Linked DNA regions of Homo sapiens: all the other regions are linked to region 2. A link is a contact called in ENCODE Hi-C or POLR2A ChIA-PET data. All regions are on one chromosome and are shown on one strand. Each heading gives the region's core, a stretch centred on a gene start or an enhancer-like site at or near the end of the contact. The rest is flanking DNA. Distances are from core to core; before and after follow the strand shown.

Region 1 (3,167 bases), core at 327-2,826, 2.9 Mb before region 2:
ACCTGATATATGGCACTGGATACCGGCAATGCAGATCAAGTAGATGAAATGACTGATATTCAGTAATGGTGCTGGGACATTTGGTTTTCCATATGAAAAAAATATATAAACAAATATACACATACCATCTAGGTTTGTGTAAGTACACTCTATAATATTCGCACAAGGACTAAGTCATCTGACAAAACATATCCCAGAACATATTCCCGACGCTGACTGTATATACTTCTTGTAAAGCAGCAAGTGCTTATATTCATTATTTACCTGCTTCTGTTTATGGCAATCTCTTTACTCGACCTTTTCTCAATTTGACATAGAACATTATAAAAGATACACAGAAGAAGAGCCAGTATTTTGGTGTGATCTCAGAACTAATTTACAAATTCAATTAATATTTGTATCGAATGCAGATTTTTAAGGCATTTGGGAAGTTCAAACTCAATATGGTAAATTTTTAAACTGGACAAAAACCATACAACAGAAAAGTCCCATTAAGTAAAGCCTATTCATGCCTTTTCATCTCTGTAGGAGAGAAAGCCTGGTGTATTGGGAAATGATTGAGATTTTCCTTACCCTGATTTCTACATTCCTTGATTTCAAGTTAAAGCGTATCTGAAGTCCCAAATGTTCCACAATAGGAGTAAATATCTTCATCCAGTTTTCTTTCAATGGTGTGTATCTGTTAGCTGGGACTGGAATTTTCCTTGTTTCTTCTTTCCCACTCTGTAAATAAAAGAACACACAACTCAGAAGGCTATGGAGGGACGGTGATGGAGTTTAAAATGACATCTGATCCACAAAGGGCCTCCTTTAACTGAACTAGTTACACTTCAAAGAATCACTTCTCTCTGAGCATCACGGCAGAACAGCCCCACCGCAGCTTCAACATTCTCCAGAGGCCATCGGCTTGATCCGCGTCTGGCCCTTGCCTCGTTGCTGTCCTAGGGTCCCAGCCACATACCAGGAGCCCGTCCCCACAGAGGGGTGGGAAGACGGGCCTCTTCGCCGGCCTGGCCTCCTCTGTGTCCATGCGGCCCGCATCCCCGCCCTCTCCTGCTGCGGACAGCTGTTCAGCCTGTCGTTTCTTCGCCCGTCGGCCACCCTTGCGGGTGACCTGGGTAAAGCCCTCCTCTGCCCTGGCGCTCTGCGTTTCCATTTCGGATTCCATCCCCGGAAATCTTAAAGCGCTGCCGGCTGAAACACGTGCGCAGCTGCACCACGCAGAAGCCAGCCTCAGCCAACCACCCCTGCAGCTCCGCCCCTTTCCTAAAACGTCACAGGCCGGGGACCTGCAGGATTTGGGGCCGGTGGGGGGGAAAACGGGGTTAGGCTGTCCTAAGATATGCCTGATGGTCTTGGGCTCACTCCAGCCGCGCAACTCCCAGCCCAAGTATTTTGTAATCTCTAGTATGTATGTGTGCGAAAGGCAGTGGGTAAAGGCGATAAACAAATTCGTGCTGTTGTGAAGGAACATTCTGTGCGATCGCAGGAGCGCATCTGGCATTATCCGGGGATAACTACAGCCAACATGCCAGGGCATCTGGGGCAGAATACGGAAAGCGGGAGGGACAAATTGCCAATGTTTGGAGTCTGGTTTCCAGGTTGCCGTTTTTGGGGGCTCTGGGTGTGGCGGTTGCCGTAGCTGAAATTGGCTGCACCATGTCGGCCTTCGAGAAGCCTCAGATCATCGCCCATATCCAGAAGGGCTTCAACTACACGGTGTTTGACTGTAAGTGGGTGCCCTGCAGCGCCAAATTTGTGACCATGGGCAACTTCGCACGGGGCACCGGCGTCATTCAGCTGTACGAGATCCAGCACGGGGACCTGAAGCTGCTTCGGGAGGTGGGTGCCGGGTCGAGGATCCGGACTGCCGTTGGGGGCGAGTGCGGATCCTGGGGTCTGCATTCCTCTTTGCCAGAGCCTTCGCCCAGCGTCCCCCAAAGCATGGCTTGAGCCGCGCGAGACCAGAGAAGCTGACCGCCGACTGAGGAATGTTTCCTATTTAAAACCTTTCTTCTCATCCGCGGGGTAGTTCCTCCGCGCCCAACCGTCCTGCCACCCCCAGTGCAGTCCAGCCAAAGCGGGCACCAGGATGCCTGCAGTGTGGTTGGAAGAGGCAACCTAACACATTCGACAGGCATCAGCTGAGTGCCTGGTATTCCCAGGGATGTGAATGGTAATGTCCCCCATCTCATGGAGTTTATTTTCTAGTGGGAGAGATACTCAGTTCAATAATCAAAGCAACGATACATAAATACAAACCGAGATGAGTTGTCTCACACAAAGGAACACGGTTACGGTTCAATGAGAGTGAAAACAGATTTGGGATGAATGAAAACAGATTTTGGTATGTGCAGAAGCTAACTAGGTCAAACTAGGAGTAAAGGACAAGGTTTCCAGGGCTTCTGCACATGCAGAAGCTCAGTGATGGGAAGAAGTTTATCTCCTTAAGAAACTAGAGGGATAAGCAGGAACCAGACATTGCAAGATCTGTAGGACATTCAAAGGATTTATGCCTTTTTTCTAAGAAAAAACGGACACAACTGAAAGGATTTAAGCAGGGTGTGGAAAGATTAGGTTTGCAAGGTTTTTTTGAAGATTACTAGTGAAAGAATTAGAGAATAATGATAGTAACTAGCATTTTATAGCTGTTTATAGTTTTTAAAAAGTGTTGATTTTGTTACCTGAAAAAATGATCAGTCATTATCAGATCAGGGTTGTAATAGACTACAAGTGCAGGGTAGGTTAACTCTGGGGATCAAAACCTATGGAGAGAATCTGCTTGGAGGAGGTAGGGATTAAACTGGTAGATAAAGGATGAATACAATTTGGACTGTTAAGCCTAGAATAGAAAGTATGTAAGACCCCATCCCGCTTTAAGTTTCCCTGAATGACAAACATGAAACATGGCTTATTTTTTTCTACCTTTCCTTCGTTCCTTGTATTGTTCATCACTTAGCTTCTGGTAACCAGTGGCTTTTTTTTTTTTTTTTTTTTTTTTGAGACAGGGTCTCAATCTGTCACCCAGCCCGGAGTGCTGTGGTGCAAACACAGCTCACTGCAACCTCCGCCTCCCCACCTCAGCCTCCCAAGTAGCTGGGACTACAGGTGTGTGCCACCACACCTAACTAATTTTTTTGTACTTTTTATTTTTTTATTTTTTATTT
Region 2 (2,899 bases), core at 364-2,863:
GTCCATTTTTAACACAGTTCAGATGAAGCTACCATAATTATTGCTTGTAAAATTGTGTAACAAATCTAATCAAGGGCAGTATTATGGCAGTAAATACCAGCTCTTTTCCCCCTCAACAATTCAGATTCCAAAGTGTTTTGTTCAAGTAAAATGAACTTTAATTCATACATCATATTTATGGGAGGGAGGGGAGAAAACTCACAAAATGTTGCAACATCAAAATGGTTAGAAATCACTATAGAAGTCATCCAGAATAAATAATATTTCCATCTTCTAATTTGCTGACTTTGCTACCCAAAATACATTTTTTTTTAATCTGGCAAGAGGGAGGTCTGAATGAAACAATTTTTTTTTTTTATAATTGAGACGGAGTTTCACTCTTGTCGCCCAGGCTGGAGTGCAGTGGCGCAATCTCGGCTCACTGCAACCTCCGCTTCCTGGCTTCAAGGGATTCTCCTGCCTCAGCCTCCCAAGTAGCTGGGATTACAGGCAAGCACCACCACGGCCGGCTAATTTTTGTATTTTTAGTAGAGACCGGGGTTTCACCACGTTGGCTGGGCTGGTCTCGAACTCCTAACCTCTGGTGATCTGCCCGCCTGGGCCTCCCAAAGTGCTGGGATTACAGAAACAATTTTCAAATAGTTTCTAAATCAGTGCTTTAGTCAGATTTTACAATTTTTGAATCTTAAAGGCTAACATTACCTGTATACTGAAACGAAGGGAAAAAAGGGGGCTGGGGGTGGGATAATCAACACTAATTAACTTCCCCTAAGGCTAGTGGAATTAACACTTGAGTCTTGCGGGATCCTAGGTCACCCAAAACCACTCAATGGAACATGCTGGTCTCCGTGGGCCTACTCCTGGGCCAAATACTAGTATGTAAAACAAAAAGTGAACGATGCGCTGCCGATCTGGACCCCTTCCCTCGAAAAAACTAATAAAAAGCCCAACAAACACAGCGAAAGGGCTGAGGTCCACACTCCATGACAGCACTTCCCTTTTTTTTTTTTTTTTTTTAAGTAAACCCGCTTCCTGCTTCTCGTTTGGTGTATCTTCAACTATACAGGAAGAGGAAGGCCTCTAGGTCTTTCTCCTTTTTACAAACCGGTGGCCCTGGGGAAAAGAGCCCTTCTCGGAACACACAAACCGAGCCTTTTACGCTTCCGTCCGCTTTAGCCCAATTGCCCCCGCATTAGCGCGGAGCAGGTCCCTGCCGGGCGGTCAGTAGGCTCCATGTCCAGTGCCGGTCTCGCCCGCCGCCCCCACCCGGAAGGGTGAGGGGGTGGCAGGCTAAATGGGTGGCAGGCTCAAGGGAGACCAGGGAACGGCCGGCTCGCTCCCACGCCCGCGGAGGTGGGAGGCACCGCCCCGCGCCCCTTCGCCCCGAGGGCCCGGAGGTGCAGCCCTGGGGGCCGAGGGCCCGTGCGCCAGCTGCTCGTCCCCGCCGGCGTCTGTGGCCGCCAAGGCCTCCTCGCGCGGCCCTTACCCCGGTGCCGTTGTCGCACACCACCACCTTCCTGCCCTGGCTGTCCATCGTCCGCCCAGGGAAGAGCCGCTGCAGCCGCACAACCTACAGCCACCGCCGCCCGGCCGTTTTCTCTTCTTCCTCTTGCGTCTTCCCGGCCCCTCCTTCGGCCCAACTTTTTTCCCCCGACCGGAAGCCGCCGCCGGGCTCCGCCCGTCATTTAGCTGAATGCCTGCACGAAAAGGGTGGGACGGGCAGGCAGCGCGACTGGCAGCGGTGAGCTCCAATAAAAGATGGAGGAGCGTCGAGGCCCCTCCCGCAGCTCCGCTTCCGGCTCGGCTGTCACGGTCGCTGCCCACCCGGGTTCTTCGCTGCTTCTAGTTCCGGGCGCTTTGCCGGGCGTTAATGGCGGCCAACATCGCCGGTGCTGCGGCTTTCTCCCTAAAGTGTCACAGGAGCTAAGGGCGCTGCTTAACGAACTGCAGAAGACGCAGGCAGGTGAAGGACACCGGTTCTGCTGCGGCAGTGGAATGTGGCGGAGAAGCTGGCGGGTAGGGCGGGGAGCAAGCCTGGAGGTCCTGGCGGACCCCACCATTCGACAGGGCTTGGTGTGTTATTGCTTCTAGGCCTTTTCAGCGGACAGAACTGGGATGGATACACACATGCTTATTTGAAATCATGCGTTTGTTCCATACTCCAATGTCAGCCCACCCCTTCTTTGCCCAAGTTGCTCTATGGTCAAGTGAGCGAGAGCAGGTGCCTGCATTTCCAGCCTCGTGGCTCACCGCCTCCTTCCAGTAGTCCCATGTTGCTTCACACCTCTTAAGTACATGTACTTCTGTGAACCCAGAGCCTTGGCTTTGAAATCAGACAACCCCAGTTTCAAACGTGGCGCTGCCACTCACGAGTTTTGTGATTTTGGCATACCCCTGTCTGCATGGGGATAATAACTTCTATCTCCATAGGTGTGGTGAGGATAAAAGTCTATGCATGGAGGAAATGTTCATTCAGTGGTAGCTATTTCTAATTCTGTTCTTCTGGACCTATGATTCTATCTACGATGCCTCATTTTTTTTCCTTTTTAATCAATTGGCAAACTTGTGCTCTGAGACCCAGCTTGTTACATCTCTGATGACAGCTGATATCCTCAGGATATTCCGTACTTCCTTTCTCCCTATTACTTTACTATGAATATATGAATAACATTGTGCTTATTGCATGCAACAAATATTTATTAGATGAATGACATTAAAATTCACCTTTAAAATGCCATCCTTTATGAGAGGTGAGAAATAGAACTTTTCCTTCGACATGGCTGTACATGTTCAACAACTAGAATAAAACAGTCATCATGAACCCTCAATCCAGTATTCTTTTTATAATATAGCTGCCTGTCAGTTTTCACTGTTCTTTTATTAGACCAGTGATTTTCAA
Region 3 (3,190 bases), core at 503-3,002, 2.2 Mb before region 2:
ACTAACTTTTATAGTCCAAGATAATTTTTTTTCCCAGAGATAATTACCTGAACCGTAACAGAAATGCTTGTTTCACATAAAAATCCACGCGGCACTTCGCAAACTTCACATTGTAAATAGCAAACACTTCTAGATAATCCAGAAGCTTTATGAATGCATAATACAATACTGTATAACCTAAGTCATTCTATTTATTACCATTGAGTCTTGGAGGCTTTGGGGAACCATCTGTAATTTATAGGTACATTCAAAAATCCAAAGTAACCCAACAGAAACCTAAATATGTTTAGCCCCCTTTCACCAACTCTATCTAATCTACATTAATTGCCATTCTTCAAAAACCATTAGTGATCCAATGCTTGGGAATTTTTGTCTAGAATCACTTTCAAATTTTTATAAAGATTTTTGTTCATTCCCAAATTGCTTTATAGGAGTATTATTAAAGACATGTAAGGTGGCCGGGCGCGGTGGCTGTAATCCCAGCACTTTGGGAGGCCGAGGCGGGTGGATCACGAGGTCAGGAAATCGAGACCATCCTGGCTAACACGGTGAAACCCCTGTCTCTACCAAAAATACAAAAAATTAGCCGGGCGAGGTGGCACACGCCTGTAGTCCCAGCTACTTGGGAGGCTGAGGCAGGAGAATCGCTTGAACCCGGGAGGCGGAGGTTGCAGTGAGCCGAGATTGTGCTACTGCACTGCAGCCTGGGCGACAGGGCGAGATTCTTTCCCAAAAGAAAAAAGACACGTAAGGTATAAAAAAAAAAAAAAAAAAAAAAGCACTATTTCAAGAACATGCTCCAGAATAAAGGCTTTTGTATGAGTTTCAGTTCCAACTAAGATTTACTAGAAGTCTTTTAAAAAGTAACACCTAAAACTAATCGAGACGAAAGAGATCCTTAGTATCTTATTTGGAGGGATGTTACACACAGGAACTTCCGGTTTATTCACAATGAGGTGAGACATCTACCAGGCTTTGAGACAAACTTTAACTTTTCCTATGAACTCTTCTCTAAAGCAGGTCACAGGGAAAAAAAGGGTTTAAAGAGAAATAACTTCTCCGGGCAAAAACTGAGGTTAGCGGGCCTATCAGCTGTTTCTTCTCACTCCACCACTGCTGCTGACTGGAGGAGCAGCCTGGAAAGCAGCCGCCCTCCCGCAAACAGGTAAACCACATTACCTATTCCTGTGGCGGAGGCAAATGGATGGTCAAACCTAACGGGGTAGTGCTGAAGTTCGGGGACAAAAGCCCATCGGGGAGTGGTATAGGATTATTTTTGGACTCTCGAGGGGTGAATCCCAGAGACAGAATACACGCTCCAGACTCCACCCCCACCCCAGATTTCCCTGTTGCAAGCTGGGATGTGGGGATGCGGCGCCGAAGCCAAGGCAGGCCGCGCTGCCGACGTCTCACCCTCGGGGTTACTTTTACTGCACAGGGCGGCGGTCGGAGGCTGCTCTCGCTGCCGCACTGGCCCGGGAGGCCCCTCTCTAGCCCCGCAGGGCCACGAACCGCGGGCCGATCTCAGCCGCCTCCTCCCTGGCTCGACCACCGAGCCGCATTCCTCCGCCGCCACTGTTTTGTGCGGCGTTTTCTTCGGGCTAGGGCTGTCATCATGTTTCCTTCGCCGACTCATTGCCTATGGCCCGCCTCCACCAGCCGCTTCTTCTTTCACATTTTGCAAAGGGATGAGTAGGGCAACAGCACTACAAACCGCACCCCGCACCAACGGCAGCCGCCATTTTGGTCGGTGGGGCGCGCGCAAGAGGCGGCCGCTGATTGGCTGGGTCCGGGAGAGGGGCGGAACTGTTAAGGTGCCGAGGGCGCGCGCACTTCCGCAGCCGGGACAGGAGCCTGCTCTGGAGGAGTGTCTAGGCTCAAAATCCTCCAGACTGGTGGGGGTTGTTCGGGTAGTAGTCAGGTCCGCGTAAACTGAGAGTGGGAGCTTGTGAGTTGGAAAGATTGAATACACTAGCAACTTTTTATTGAATTTACAACGAAAATTGCACGTTAGTCAAATTCAGATTATTGAGAGTCTTCGAATTTCTCAAGAAGAGGAAATACAGTTAATTTTTCATAGATGCTATGTGCATAGAAAAATCCAAAAGAAAGTAGAAAAAATTACTAAATTAATTTAAGAGTTGCTGGATACAAAGTCAATATTCAAAGATCAATGTGTTTCAATAGATTAGCAACAGATATAAAATTGAAGTTTTAAAGAGATACTATTTATAATAGTGCATGAGATAGCAAGTAACTAGGAATAAGTTAAAGATTGTCCTTCCTACAAAGAGAACTATAAAACATTTTTGAGGCCGGGCGCCATGGCTCAAGCCTGTAATCTCAGCACTTTGGGAGGCCGAGGCAGGCGGATCACGAGGTCAGGAGTTCAAGACCAGCCTGACCAGCATGGTGAAACCCCGTCTCTACTAAAAATACAAAAAATTAGCCGGGCATGGTGGTGCGTGCCTGTAGTCCCGGCTACTGGGGAGGCCAAGGCAGGAGAATTGCTTGAACCTGGGAGGCGGAGGTTGCAATGAGCCGAGATTGCGCCACTGCACTTGCAGTGAGCAGAGATCGCGCATCTGCATTCCAGCCTGGGCGACAGAGGGGGACTTCGTGTAAAATAAGTAAATACATACATACATACATACATACAAAAATTAGCCAGGCGTGGTGGCGGGTGCCTGTAATCCCAGCTACTTGGGAGCTGAGGCAGAGAATTGCTTGAACCTGGGAGGTGGAGGTTGCAGTGAGCCGAGATTGCGCCACTGCACTCCAGCCTGGGCAACAGAGCAAGACTCCGTCTCAAAAAAAAAAAAAATTTTTTTTTTGAAAGAAAACGAAGACCTAAATAAATGGTTACACTATGTTCATGGGTTGTGAGACTCAATATTGTTACAATGTCAGCTATTTCCAAACTGACCTATAGATTCAACATAAATACATATGAAGGCCCAGTGTGTGACTGTGTGTGTGTAACATGGTAAGTTTTTTCTAAAATTTATATGAAAATGCAAGGGACCAAAAATATCAATAAACTCTTGAAGATCTCTCGAAGAATAATGAGGGTTGATATCTACCAGGTATCAAGACTTATATGGTAATTAAGACAGTGTTATGATGGTGTCAGGATAGACAAAGATGAAAGAAACAGGATAGCACAGAAACAGACTTCCATATAAATGAA

What was found. A loop is a pair of places that touch in the nucleus more often than their neighbours do. ChIA-PET counts read pairs that join two places held with the same protein, here RNA polymerase II (POLR2A). Pooled maps may share reads with other maps.
Region 1: a pooled map shows a loop between it and region 2 (8-fold over the local background). The contact joins the promoter of DNAAF10 here to the promoter of ACTR2 in region 2. A Hi-C loop is called at or near these places in 9 of 50 pooled maps. POLR2A ChIA-PET finds 5 or more read pairs at or near these places in 3 of 52 experiments (GM12878, Panc1 and activated T-cell).
Region 3: a loop to region 2 is called in a map of natural killer cell, with 16 times the contacts of the local background. The contact joins the promoter of ETAA1 here to the promoter of ACTR2 in region 2. A Hi-C loop is called at or near these places in 1 of 168 maps with a recorded cell type or tissue (natural killer cell), 1 of 37 single-sample maps with no recorded cell type and 9 of 50 pooled maps. POLR2A ChIA-PET finds 5 or more read pairs at or near these places in 1 of 52 experiments (activated T-cell).

What each region holds. Positions count from the first base shown.
Region 1 is chr2:68,155,936-68,159,102 of GRCh38, reverse strand. It overlaps DNAAF10 (dynein axonemal assembly factor 10), which reads left to right and starts at 1,576. Exons shown (of 8, transcript NM_138458.4): 1 at 1,576-1,842. The coding sequence starts at 1,660. PNO1 (partner of NOB1 homolog) reads right to left here and starts at 1,215. Exons shown (of 7, transcript NM_020143.4): 1 at 962-1,215; 2 at 574-723. The coding sequence starts at 1,168. RefSeq lists enhancers at 904-1,003, 1,284-1,523, 1,804-1,943, 1,401-2,333.
Region 2 is chr2:65,226,545-65,229,443 of GRCh38, reverse strand. ACTR2 (actin related protein 2) reads right to left here and starts at 1,613. Exons shown (of 9, transcript NM_005722.4): 1 at 1,487-1,613. The coding sequence starts at 1,534. LOC124907779 (a long non-coding RNA gene) reads left to right here and starts at 1,845. Exons shown (of 2, transcript XR_007086461.1): 1 at 1,845-1,963. RefSeq lists enhancers at 682-771, 844-1,732, 1,733-2,622 and a silencer at 1,272-1,461.
Region 3 is chr2:67,395,895-67,399,084 of GRCh38, reverse strand. ETAA1 (ETAA1 activator of ATR kinase) reads right to left here and starts at 1,752. Exons shown (of 6, transcript NM_019002.4): 1 at 1,414-1,752. The coding sequence starts at 1,636.